Regions from separate parts of the Homo sapiens genome. Here all the other regions are linked to region 3. Evidence: read pairs that join two places in POLR2A ChIA-PET (ENCODE). Cell type or tissue: A673. All regions are shown on one strand.

Region 1 (4,000 bases), 200 kb after region 3:
GGCACCTGTAGTCCCACCTACTTGGGAGGCTGAGGCAGGAGAATCTCTTGAACCTGGGAGATGGAGGTTACAGTGGGCCAAGATTGAGCCACTGCATTCCAGCCGGGGTAAAAGAATGAGACTCCATCTCAAAAAAAAAGGAGCCAGGCACAGTGGTTCATGCCTGTAATCCCAGCACTTTGGGAGGCTGAGGCGGGCAGACCACTTGACTCCACAGGTTGAAGATTAGCCTGGGTAAAGTGACAAAACCCTGTCTCTACAAAAAATACAAAAATTAGCCATGTATGGTTGCACAAGCATACAGTCCCAGCTACTCAGGAGGCTGAGGTGGAAGAATCACCTGAGCTTGGCAAGATTGAGGCTGCAGTGAGCCCTGATTAGCACCATGGCACTCTAGCCTAAGCAACAGAATAAGAACCTGTCTCAAAAAAAAAGAGAAGGTATATATAAAATACCCCCAAACTCAAAGACTCTTGCTTTAAATGCACAGTGGCTCATGACTATAATCCCAGCATTTTAGGAGGCTGAGGCAGAAGGATTGCTTGAGCCCAAGAGTTCAAGACCAGCCTGGGCAACATAGCAAGACCCCATCTCTAAAAAAAATTTTTTTTTAATTAGCCAAGCATGGTAGTTCACACCTGTAGTCCCAGGTACTCAGAAGGCTGAAATGAGCATATCACTTGATCCCAGGAGGTCGAGGCTGCAGAGAGCCATGTTCGCACCATTGCACTCCAGCCTGGGCAACAGAGCAAGATCCAGTCTCAAAAAACTAATCATAAAATAAGGCTGGGCGTGGTGGCTCACATCTGTAATCCCAACACTTTGGGAGGCCGCAGTGGGCAGATCACTTGAGGTCAGGAGTTAGAGACCAGCCTGGCCAACATGGTGAAACCCCATCTCTACTAAAAATACAAAAATTAGCTAGGCGTGGTGGTGGACACCTGTAGTCCCAGCTACTCAGGAGACTGAGTCAGGAGAATCGCTTGAACCTGGGAGGCAGAGGTTGCAGTAAGCTGAGATTGCACCACTGCACTCCAACCTGGGCAACAGAACGAGACTCCATCTCAAAAACAAAACAAAAAAAAAACAGTAATAATAACAATGTGAAAATAAATGTTAAAACAAGACAGTGCAGTTATTTCCCTACTCAAGGAAGAACTTAATTTATTCTGCTTATTCCAAATCAGACCTAATAATCCTAATGGATTATTTGAGTTTATATAAGAACACTGTATAACAGACATTTTAAAACCTATCTAGATTCCGTGGCCTCTTATCTACAATACAGATTTGTGTCATAAACATGCACAGAGAAAGTATCCAACAAATATTTACTAATGATACACAGCCCAAACTTTAAACAAACTCAAAGTCTGAAATACACAGCACAGGTAAATAGGATAAAAATTAAGCTTATTGGCCTAAAGAGCCCAACTTTCAGAAACCCCATTTTTAGAAACTAAATTACAGAATACGCTACTTATAAGGAACAGAACAGTTTATAACAATAGCATAGCAGAGCAAATTGGTCCTTTCCCCCATCACTGCCTGGCTCACACAAAGCACAATCAACTTCCTGAGGCCCTAAGTGAAAGGAACACAGCCACAGCTCTGCTCTAAGGGCAGGGACTACTAGAACCACGATCGATGGAAGCCCAGCAAAAAGGAGTTAGCTGAGGCAGATGACAATAACATTCAGCAGGGGGTGGCAGGATGGGGGAAGGAGATGAGAAGTATCTGACCAACCTATACCTATGTCTGAAAACTCTAATATCATTACCATTCCTACTTTCCACAATGGCTGTAAACCGAAATATATTTTTGGACTTTCCCTAGAGTAGAATCAATGCACAATCAACGTGTCTAGTTAGATGGATGATTAATGATAAGCCATGAACTTTTTGAGATGGCTCTGTTACCCAGGCTAGAATGCAGTGGCATGAACATGGCTCACTACACCCTCAATCTCTTGGACTCAAGCCATCCTCCTGCCTCGCCTCCCAAGTAGCTGAGACTACCGGCATGCGTCAACACGCACAGCTAATTTTTAAATATTTTTTTAGTAGGAATGGGGTCTTGCTATGTTGCCCAGGCTGGTCTCAAACTCCTGGATGCAAGTGATTCTCTTGCCTCAGCCTCCCAAAGTACTGGGATTACAGGCATGAGCCACCTCACCTGTCCAGTAACGAGTTTTTTAAAGGGCAAATCATAATATAAATCAACTTGGTCCTGTTACCATTCACCAGTGACATTGTTTTGTTCTGTTTTAAAAATGCAGTCGGGCACAGTGGCTCACACCTGTTAATCCCAACACTTTAGGAGACTGAGACAGGCAGATTGCTTGAGCCCAGGAGTTCAAGACCACCCTGGGAAACATAGCAAAACCCTGTCTCTACAAGAAAGCCTGTAGTTCCAGCTACTCAGGAGTCTAAGGTGAGAGCATCACCTGAGCCCAGGGAGGTCAAGACTGCAGTGAGCCGTGATCATGCCACTGCACCCCAGCCTGGGCAACAGAGTGAGACCCTGTATCAAAAAAAAAAAAAAAAGCAAGTAATACATGTTCATATGGAAAATAAAATACAAATAAGAAAGAAAAGTACATGGAAATCACAGGTCAAACTTACTTACAAGAGCAGAGTCTTTGGTCTTTTCAACAGGCATAGAAAAATATTACCTGCTGCTGAAGGATCTGCCTCTAATTGAGGATGTTGATCTGAGACACCGAGGCATTTGGTCCAACTGAGTATAATTATATGCCAAAGAAAACAGCAATGAGAAAATTACACATAAAGTCCAGGTGGAAAGCTAATTGGAGATCTCCAAACATATAACAAAAACCATCTATGGAGTGGGAGGAGGGTAAGGACTGAAAACTACCTATTTGGGTATTATGCTGATTACCTGGGTGACAAAATTATCTGTATATGAAACCCCTGCAATATGGCAATATGCAATTTACCCATGTAACAAACCTGCATATGTACCCCTTGAACTTAAAAGTTGGAAAGAAAAAAATTAATAATAAAAAAACTGGTCAGGTGCAGTGGCTCACACCTGTAATCCTAGCATTTTGGGAGGCCAAGGTGGGCAGATCACTTGAGTCCAGAAGTTCAAGACCAGCCTGGGCAAAATAGGGCAATTCCATCCTACAAAAAGTAGAAAAATTAGTCAGGCATGGTGGCATGCACTTGTAGTCCCAGCTACTCAGGAGACTGAGATGGGAGGACAGATTGAGCCCAGGAGTTTGAGGATGCAGTGAGCCACGATCGTACTACTGCACTCCAGCCTGGGTGACAATGCAAGACCCTGTCTCAAAAATAAAAACAAATGTTTAAAAACCATCTACAGGCTGGACGTGGTGGCTCACGCCTGTAATCCCAGCACTCTGGGGGGCCGAGGAGGGCAGATCACAAGGTCAGGAGTTCAACACCAGCCTGGCCAACATAGTGAAACCCCCTTCTCTACTAAAAATACAAAAAAAAAAAAAAAAAAAAATTAGCCAGGCATGGTGGCAGGCACCTGTAATCCCAGCTACTCAAGAGGCTGAGGCAGGATAATTGCTTGAACCCAGGAGGCAGAGGTTGCAGTGAGCAGAGAGGGCGCCACTGCACTCCAGCCTGAGCAACAGTGTGAGACTCCATCTCAAAAAAAAAAAAAAAAAAACCTACAAAGATGTTCATTGTAGCACTGTTTGTAATAGTGAAAAGAAAAATATCCTGAATATCATCAATATAAAACTGTTTAAATTATGTATGCTTATATAACAGAATACTCTGCAGCCATTCAAAAGAATGGTATAGACCAGGGTGTCCAACCTTTTGGCTACCCTGGGCCACAGTGGAAGAAGAATTATCTCGGGCCATGCATAAAATACATTAACACTGGCCAGGCGCTCATGCCTGTAATCTCAGCACTTTGCAAGGCCAAGGCAGGCGGATCATGAAGTAAGGTGATCGAGACCATCCTGGCTAACAAGGTGAAACCCTGTCTCTACTAAAAA
Region 2 (4,000 bases), 1.2 Mb after region 3:
AAAAATTTCCTGTTACACTTTTCTGTATTTCATGAAGGACACTATAAACTATGGTAGTTACATAAGTACGGATTCCCAATGATCTAAGAGTATGCCTTTCATAAATGTCAAAGGTATACTATTTGTATAAATAAACAGTATTTGTGTTGTATTTTTAATCTGGTGGTTGTAAACAGTATTTGTAGTGTATTTTTAATCTGGTGGTTGTTTTACATTTCTTTTTTTTTTTTTTTAGTGAACCCAAATTACTCAGATGTTTTATATTTCAGTGTGATCCTCGCCCAGATCAAATACTTGACTCCTTAGAAGAATAATTCCTAAAGTCAAAGTAATCACTAGTCTTCTCATTGAAAAAAAGAAAAAATGTTTTTTAGCAGCTTTAATACACAACATAGAAAAATCAATGCCACCAAGATGTATATATGTATTTATACATATACCTTAAGTCATAAGGGTTTAATGGTAGATAGGAGACACACAAGTCCAAGGAACTGGACAGTTTTGTTTTTTTTTTTAAAAAAAGCAAAAAACATTCTTCTAAGATGTTTCCATATCAACTCTTCCACAATCTACAATTATTCTTGATAAGATAGGAGACACACAAGTCCAAGGAACCGGACAGAGTTTAAAAAAAAAAGCAAAATACATTCCTCTGTTTCCATATCAGCTCTTCCACAATCCACAACTATTCTTGATAAAGCCCAACACTGTAAAAACTAGACATCAAAAAAAATTTGAATATATTTTAGTGAAAGTGCTAACAGCTTAGACTGAATGACACACTATCAATTGTATATAATACTGTCCACACAAAGAAAGGTCTCATTGTCAAATCACATTAACATTTAATAAGATGCACATCTCATTCACAAATCTGTTGGTGTCTCAGTTTGGACAATGTATGAAACCCACATGTAAGGCACAATCCAACCTCCTTTTAAAACCCTGTGGCCCTATAACTCCAAAGATAATAAGAAAGCAACTTCTAAGAAGTCTGCCTTTGTAATCAAGCAAATATTGGAAATAAATGTCAGATGAGATATACCACATTATAGATAGGTATACTACTGTATTTATTAAAACAACATGCCTGGCAGCAAAGAAGGATTTCCCAAATTTGATACAACAAGCACAAACCAGCCGGGCGCAGTGGCTCACGCCTGTAATCCCAGCACTTTGGGAGGCCCAGGCGGGTGGATCACCTGAGGTCAGGAGTTCAAGACCAGCCTGACCAATATGATGAAACCCTGTCTCTACTAAAAATACAGAAATTAGCTGGGCGTGGTGGCAGGCACCTGTAATCCCAGCTACTCGGGAGGCTGAGACAGGAGAATTGCTTGAACCCAGGAGGCGGAGGCTGCAGTGAGCCAAGATCACGCCATTGCACTCCCGCATGGGCAACAAGAGCGAAACTCCATCTCAAAAAATAAAAAATAAAAAATAAAAAAAAACACAAAACACAAACCATGAAAGACTGAAAAATTCAGTTCATTACAATTAGGAGCTTTTCTCACCAGAAGACTATGAAGAGATGAAAAGACAAGTCACAAATTGGGAAAGGATATTTGCAACCTATAAATTAACAAATAATTAGTATCCAGAATATATAAAGAACTCTTAAAAATAAATCAGAAAAAGAGAAAAGACCAAAAAAATAGGCAACGAAATTGAATATACACTTCGCAGAAGCACAAATGACCAACGAAAATACATGAAAAGATGCCCAGCTTCAGGAAATGCTGATAAAAAACACTATAGATACAATTTCAAACCCACCAGATTAGAAAAAAAAAATTAATTTAAAATCTGACAATATCAAGTGTTGAGGAGGAAGTGAAGCAGCCAAAACACACACTGCTGGCTCTTGACTCAGTAACCACAAGATTAACAATTACCATGAGCCAATTCAGTGACTCAAAACACTGGAAGTGTTTGGTAAGCATTAAGCAACTGATAATGACCAATCAAGCATTCTGAGAACACATGAGGATTACTGCCAAATACAAATTTTGGCCCTTAATGAACCGGATCCAATCTGACTCAGCAATATAAAAAAGAAACTTTCAGTCATTTATCCAGTTTATCCAGTTTATTTTGTGAAGTACAAAATAATCAGGTATTCATTTCCTCCTAGAATTCTGATGACATAATGTGACTAAAATTTTAATGAACTATTTATCATTCCAGTTACACTATTATTTCAATGAGAACAAGCAGTTCACAATGGTATTACTTTAAAACTAGTGCTTATACCTTATAGGAATTGGAATGGTCCTGTGACCACCTAAGAGGGGCAAAATGGCATAAAAGAATGCAGCATAGGCATTGAGGTTGGACAGATTTCAGTTCAAATTCAGTCTACCTAGTTGTAACCTTAGTTAAGTTACACAACCTCTGTGATCCTGTTTCCTCAATACATAAAAAGCACGCATAACACAACCTACCTACCTAATTCAAGTGTGAGAACTGAATGTGTTTGTTTGTTTGTTTTTCTTTTTTTGAGACAGAGATGCGTTCTGTCAGCCAGGCTGGAGTGCAGTGGCATGATCTAGGCTTACTGCCACCACCGCCTCCCAGGTTCAAGCAATTCTCCTGCCTCAGCCTCCTGAGTAGCTGGGATTACAGGCACCTGCCACCACGCCCAGCTAATTTTTGTCTTTTTAGTAGAGACGGGGTTTCACCGTGTTGGCCAGACTGGTCTTGAAATCCTGACCTCAGGTGATCCACCTGCCTGGGCCTCCCCAAGTGCCAGGATTACAGGCATGACCCACAGCACCCGCCCGAGATTATTTCTTTTGAGGTAGGATCTTGCTCTGTTGCCCAGGCTGGAGTGCAGGGGCATGATCTCAGCTCACTGCAGCCTCGACTTCCTGAGCTCAGGTGATCCTCCTACCTCAGCCTCTCGTGTACCTGGGACTACAGGCATGAACCACCAATCCCAGCTAATTTTTCTGTGACTTCTGTAGAGACAGGTCTCACTGTGTTGTCCAGGCTGGTCTTGAACTTCTGGGCTCAAGCAATCCGCCCGCCTGGGATTCCCAAACTGCTGGGACTACAGGCATGAGCCACTGTGTCTGGCCAAGAACTGAGATTATGTAAAGTGTTTTAACAGGGCCGAGTGCAGTGGCTCATGCCTGTAATCCCAGCACTTTGGGAGGCCGAGGCAGGCAGATCACCTGAGGTCCGAAGTTCGAGACCAGCCTGGTGAATAAGGTGAAACACCATCTCTACTAAAAATACAAAAATTAGCAGGCGTGGTGGCAGGCGCCTGTAATCCCAGCTACTAGGGAGGCTGACACAGGAGAATCGCTTGAACTCGGGAGGTAGAGGTTGCAGTGAGCCGAGATCACACCATTGCACTCCAGCCTGGGGAATAAGAGCGAGACTTCATCTCAAAAAAAAAAAAAAAAAAAAAAAAAGGATTGGCTGGGCGCGGTGGCGCACGCCTGTAATCCCAGCACTTTGGGAGGCCGAGGTGGGAGGATCACGAGGTCAAGAGATCAAGACCATCCTGGCCAACATGGTGAAACCTTGTCTCTACTAAAAATACAAAAATTAGCCGGACATGGTGGCACACCATCTGTAGTCCCAGCTACTCAGGAGGCTGAGGCAGGAGAATCTCTTGAACCTGGGAGGTGGAGGTTACAGTGAGCCGAGATTGTGCCACTGCACTCCAGCCTGGCAACAGAGCGAGACTCTCTTTTTTTTTTTTTTTCAGACGGAGTCTCGCTCTATTGCCCAGGCTGGAGTGCAGTGGCGTGATCTTGGCTCACTGCAAGCTCCACCTCCCGGGTTCACGCCATTCTCCTGCCTCAGCCTCCCGAGTAGCTGGGACTACAGGTGCCCGCCACCAGGCCCGGCTAATTTTTTCTATTTTTAGTAGAGACAGGGTTTCACCGTGTTAGCCAGGATGGTCTCGATCTCCTGACCTTGTGATCCGCCCGCCTCGGCCTCCCAAAGTGCTGGGATTACAGACCTGAGCCACCGCGCCCGGCCCAGA
Region 3 (4,000 bases):
GCCAAGGCTGTGCTAGAACAGAACCCACAGGGTGGCTCTACGGCAAGAGTCTAGGTGAGTAAGACTATACCAGACAATGGCACATAGAAGGAGACCGTCTCCATCCAAGAGTAAAAGAGTCACCAGTTCTGTCTACCTAGGCCTCCTGAAGAAAAGCCTTCTCCATGGAGAAAGGAGCCCTCATAATCAAGTGTAATAGGGGAGGTGGTATGAGAGACTTCCAAAAGACCACCTAAGGGAAGAAAAAACAAAACAAAACACCATTTAGGAAGGAAACAGCAAAGGGACTGTATGAGTGTGGCCTAGCCCTATGGACACATCAACAGAGCCTGGAGAAAAATTACAGCTACAGCAGCTGGACATTTCTAAAACTTTTACACCTTTTCTATACTGATTAATTTTATTGTTCTTTTATAACAATATGCAATAAAAACAGAAAATGTACCCAAAAGAAACTACACTGAAATAACCTGGATTTTAACTCCAGTTCTTCTATTAATGTACTATGTCTTCTCCCAAAATTCCTTCTTCACTTTGGGCCTTGGTGACGCTTCTATAAAATGAGATGGATAAGCAACAAAAAACTCTCTGGCCTTAATGCAAAGAACTCATGTACTTGGTTTTAATGAGAGCAAAGACGTTGGGAAAGTTGGGTAGCTGGGCTGTATACCACGGCTGGTCTAAAGACAGAAATATCCCAACAGAAAAAGTAGGTACTTGTAGCTATCTAGGCAAAGAATGGAACCACAAATTGGGTCAAGTCCAGGAGTTGAAACAGGCCACTCAATATGCTGATTTCTAATAAAACAGCTCCCTGAACATAGGCAGTAGGCTTTGTTTTTAATGAGACTACCAGACTGAGGGAAGTTCTATACTTAGGACAGCTTCTAAGGACGAAGGTGAAAGAAAAGGAAGAAAGACAATAGGGAATCATTTAGAAAACTACTACATAGCTACATTCAGAAGTAGTCTGGATATGTCCCATTGACATGTGTGTATTTTACAATTATTAGAAGAAAAAAACTAAAGATCACTGAAGAAGCAACTGATGCCACAACTTTGTAGCTAATTCTAGAAACTACAATATGTATCTCTTAAGGCAAGAAGTTTTTTTTTTAAACATAAATGATCTTTCAATAAAAGAAGAAGGGGGTAGCTCATTCAATGATTCACCCTTGATTAAAAGAAGACAAACTAAAAAAAAAAAAAACAGATACTGACAAAGCTGCAGGGAAAAGAGAACACTTATACACTGTTGGCAGGAGTGTAAATTAGTTCAACCGTTGTGGAAAGCAGTGTGGTGATTCCTCAAAGAACTAAAAACAGAACAACCATTCGACTCAACAATCCCATTATTGGGTATATACCCAAAGGAATATACAGTGTTCTACCATAAAGACAGATGGATGAGTATGTTCGCTGCAGCATTATTCACAATAGCAAAGACATGGAATCAAGCTAAATGCCCATCAGTGGCACACTGGATAAAGAAAATGTGATACATATACACCGCAGAATACTATGTGGCCATAAAAAAGAACGAGATCATGTCCTTTGCAGGAACATGGCTGGAGCTGGAGGCCACTATTCTTAGCAAACTAATGCAGGAACAGAAAACCAAACACTGCATGTTCTCTCTTATAAGTGGGAGCTAAATGATGAGAACACATGGACACAAAGAGGGTAACAACAGACACGGGCCTACTTGAGGGTGAAGGGTAGGAGGAGGGAGAGGAGCAGAAAAAATAACTATTGTTATAGTACTTGGGTGATGAAATAATCTGTACAACAAATCCCTGTGACACGAGTTTAACTATATAACAAACCTGCACATGTACCCCTGAACCTAAAACAAAAGTTAAAAAAAATTTTTTTTTAAAGATGACAAATTGCAAGGGAAAGGAGCATGTAAAAATATAGTAGATCATCTACCTGATCTTTCTTCTTCCCTGGCCACAAGAGGAAGCAACTACTGAGACTTCTGATGTCAGAAGCCTTTGTAGGAAAAAGGGAAAAGGAAGGTCTAGATAACTAATTGGTGGTATTTGTGGGAAGGAGTGGGGAATGAGAAGGTACTTGAACTCTCTTCTCTCTTTAAGAACAGTCAGTTACAGGCTACACTGAGCAGCTTAAAATGACTCTGGTACAATCACACAGGTCTGAAACTCCCAAACAAGAAGCACGGACAGAACATACAGAGCTCAGAAAGGGGTGTTACTTATATCCTGACTACAGTGGAATGGAATAAGTAGATGACTCACAACAGCTGGAGCAGGATCAAGCCTAGGAGTAACTTAATCAGCCACACCATCAACAATGGAATGGATAGAATGAATAAGATCTAGTATTGATAGCACAGCAGGGTGACTACAGTCAACAACAATTTATTGCACATTTTAAAATAACGAAAAGAGTGTAAGTGGATTGTAACAAAAAGAAAGGATAACTGCTTGAAGTGATGGATACCCCATTTACCCTGATGTGAGTATTACACACTGTATGCCTGTATCAAAATATCTAATGTAACCCATAAATAGACACACCTAGTATGTACCTACAAAAATTAAAAACAAATGAAATGGAAAGAAAATGTTTCCAAATGCAGATATTTTTCTAATTTCCTCTTTGTTCTACTTAAAGAGTATTTCACCACTATGAAAAGATGGACCAGAAATTATAGAGGCAAGGATGAGAAGGCCCCAAAGCTCCCTCCCCTGCACCAGGGTAACCATTCTGCAAAGTTCCCTCTTCTGCCTCCAAGGAATCCATCAGCAGAGTTCTCTCCTCTGCCTCAGAGAACCAACCAACCTATAGTGGAACCTTTTCCTTCCCCAGGATGCAGCTTATGAAGCTGGTTCCCCTGCTTCCCAGGGGAAAAGCTAAAAGCATCAAGAGATACTGAATAAAATCCACAGAAACCTTGCAGTGAATTACTTACCCTTCCGGGAGCCACTGAGGCAGAGAGGGGTCACCATCATCTGGAATCTTTAAAAAGAGATAGGAAACAAGTTAGATCCTGGGAAAGATGGGAGATTGCCTGTAATCTGAGCAGCGAGCAGTAGAGTACAAGCCCAGAGCAGTGTAAGTCACATTCACCATGTGGTGACAGCCTGTCTGACATCTAAACCAATGTCCTGATCAGTCAGGGCAACAAGCAGGCTGCTGAAATGAGTGGTACCTGTCTCCTTGGTGAATAGGAGATAGGGCAAAGCTCACTGAGTTTGCAGGGCTGAAGTCTACTGGAATGGCAGAACTCATATCACTCTTATATGAGCCATTAGTGTAGACAGCAGTAAACCAAGCACAGGAGAAGGGCCTACTTAGGCTTCCAGGCCTCACTAAAGCAAAAGGACACCTTCATATAGAGTCCAGTCTTCTTCCAGCTATATTCCTAAACTCCCTTAATGTCCCAGAGTCAGACCTGGTCTCTCTGGATTCCTATCTCATTTTGTGGTTGGATTTAGTTTGGGTGCCTTGAACCTCTGACTCACTGACACTAAGTATATTCTCTCTATTTAATAAATTCTACATAACAAGAGAACCCAGGGTAGATTAGACACTTGGATTATCATTCTAGTGAATTCTATAGGCCCTAGAATGAGAAGTCGAAACTTGAGACACCAAATAATTCAAGGAAGGGAACAGTTCAAAAATCACCTTTTAAAGGTTTCTGTACCAAAAGAAAACAAAATAAACAAAAGCAAATCCTTCAAGCAGCATGCAGAAAGGTCCAAAGCTGCCAGAGTGCTCCAGAGGTCCAATAGCACATGCTTTTTTCAGGCTAACAGGTCTGGGGCTTCCTGCCCCTCCTTGTTTTCTTCCACTCCCAACAACTTCCCTGCCTCCTAACTATCCTGGAGCAAATGAGCTCCAGAAGGGAGGCAGAATTAAGGTGCTTAGCTTTGAACAGTGAGTGATGTTTTGGAGAGCTAAAGTGGGGAGAAGTTATGGATAACAATGAGGCAATACAGAGGAGAATAGGGACAGATAGGACAGAGCT

The links. ChIA-PET counts read pairs that join two places held together with the same protein. Peaks named below come from ENCODE experiments on the same cell type or tissue, not always from the same donor. Only the 100,000 strongest peaks of a DNase experiment are listed, where the experiment ranks them.
Region 1: POLR2A ChIA-PET joins it to region 3 with 8 read pairs; 3 of 35 experiments call an interaction of 5 or more read pairs at or near these places.
Region 2: POLR2A ChIA-PET joins it to region 3 with 5 read pairs; 1 of 35 experiments calls an interaction of 5 or more read pairs at or near these places.

Annotation. Positions count from the first base shown.
Region 1 is chr9:35,167,250-35,171,249 of GRCh38, reverse strand. All of the region lies in intron 1 of UNC13B (unc-13 homolog B), which reads right to left. Among named protein-coding and RNA genes, the nearest start is that of UNC13B, 7.2 kb to the right of the region's middle. In A673, no CTCF peak of the experiment used is centred here; no DNase peak of the experiment used is centred here.
Region 2 is chr9:34,184,346-34,188,345 of GRCh38, reverse strand. All of the region lies in intron 1 of UBAP1 (ubiquitin associated protein 1), which reads right to left. LOC114224 (a long non-coding RNA gene) reads right to left here and starts at 2,071. Exons shown (of 1, transcript XR_158845.6): 1 at 214-2,071. In A673, no CTCF peak of the experiment used is centred here; a DNase peak (open chromatin) is centred at 1,895; H3K27ac peaks cover 973 bases.
Region 3 is chr9:35,365,932-35,369,931 of GRCh38, reverse strand. UNC13B (unc-13 homolog B) reads right to left here. Exons shown (of 40, transcript NM_001371189.2): 12 at 2,939-2,985. Among named protein-coding and RNA genes, the nearest start is that of RUSC2, 120 kb to the left of the region's middle. In A673, no CTCF peak of the experiment used is centred here; a DNase peak (open chromatin) is centred at 2,261.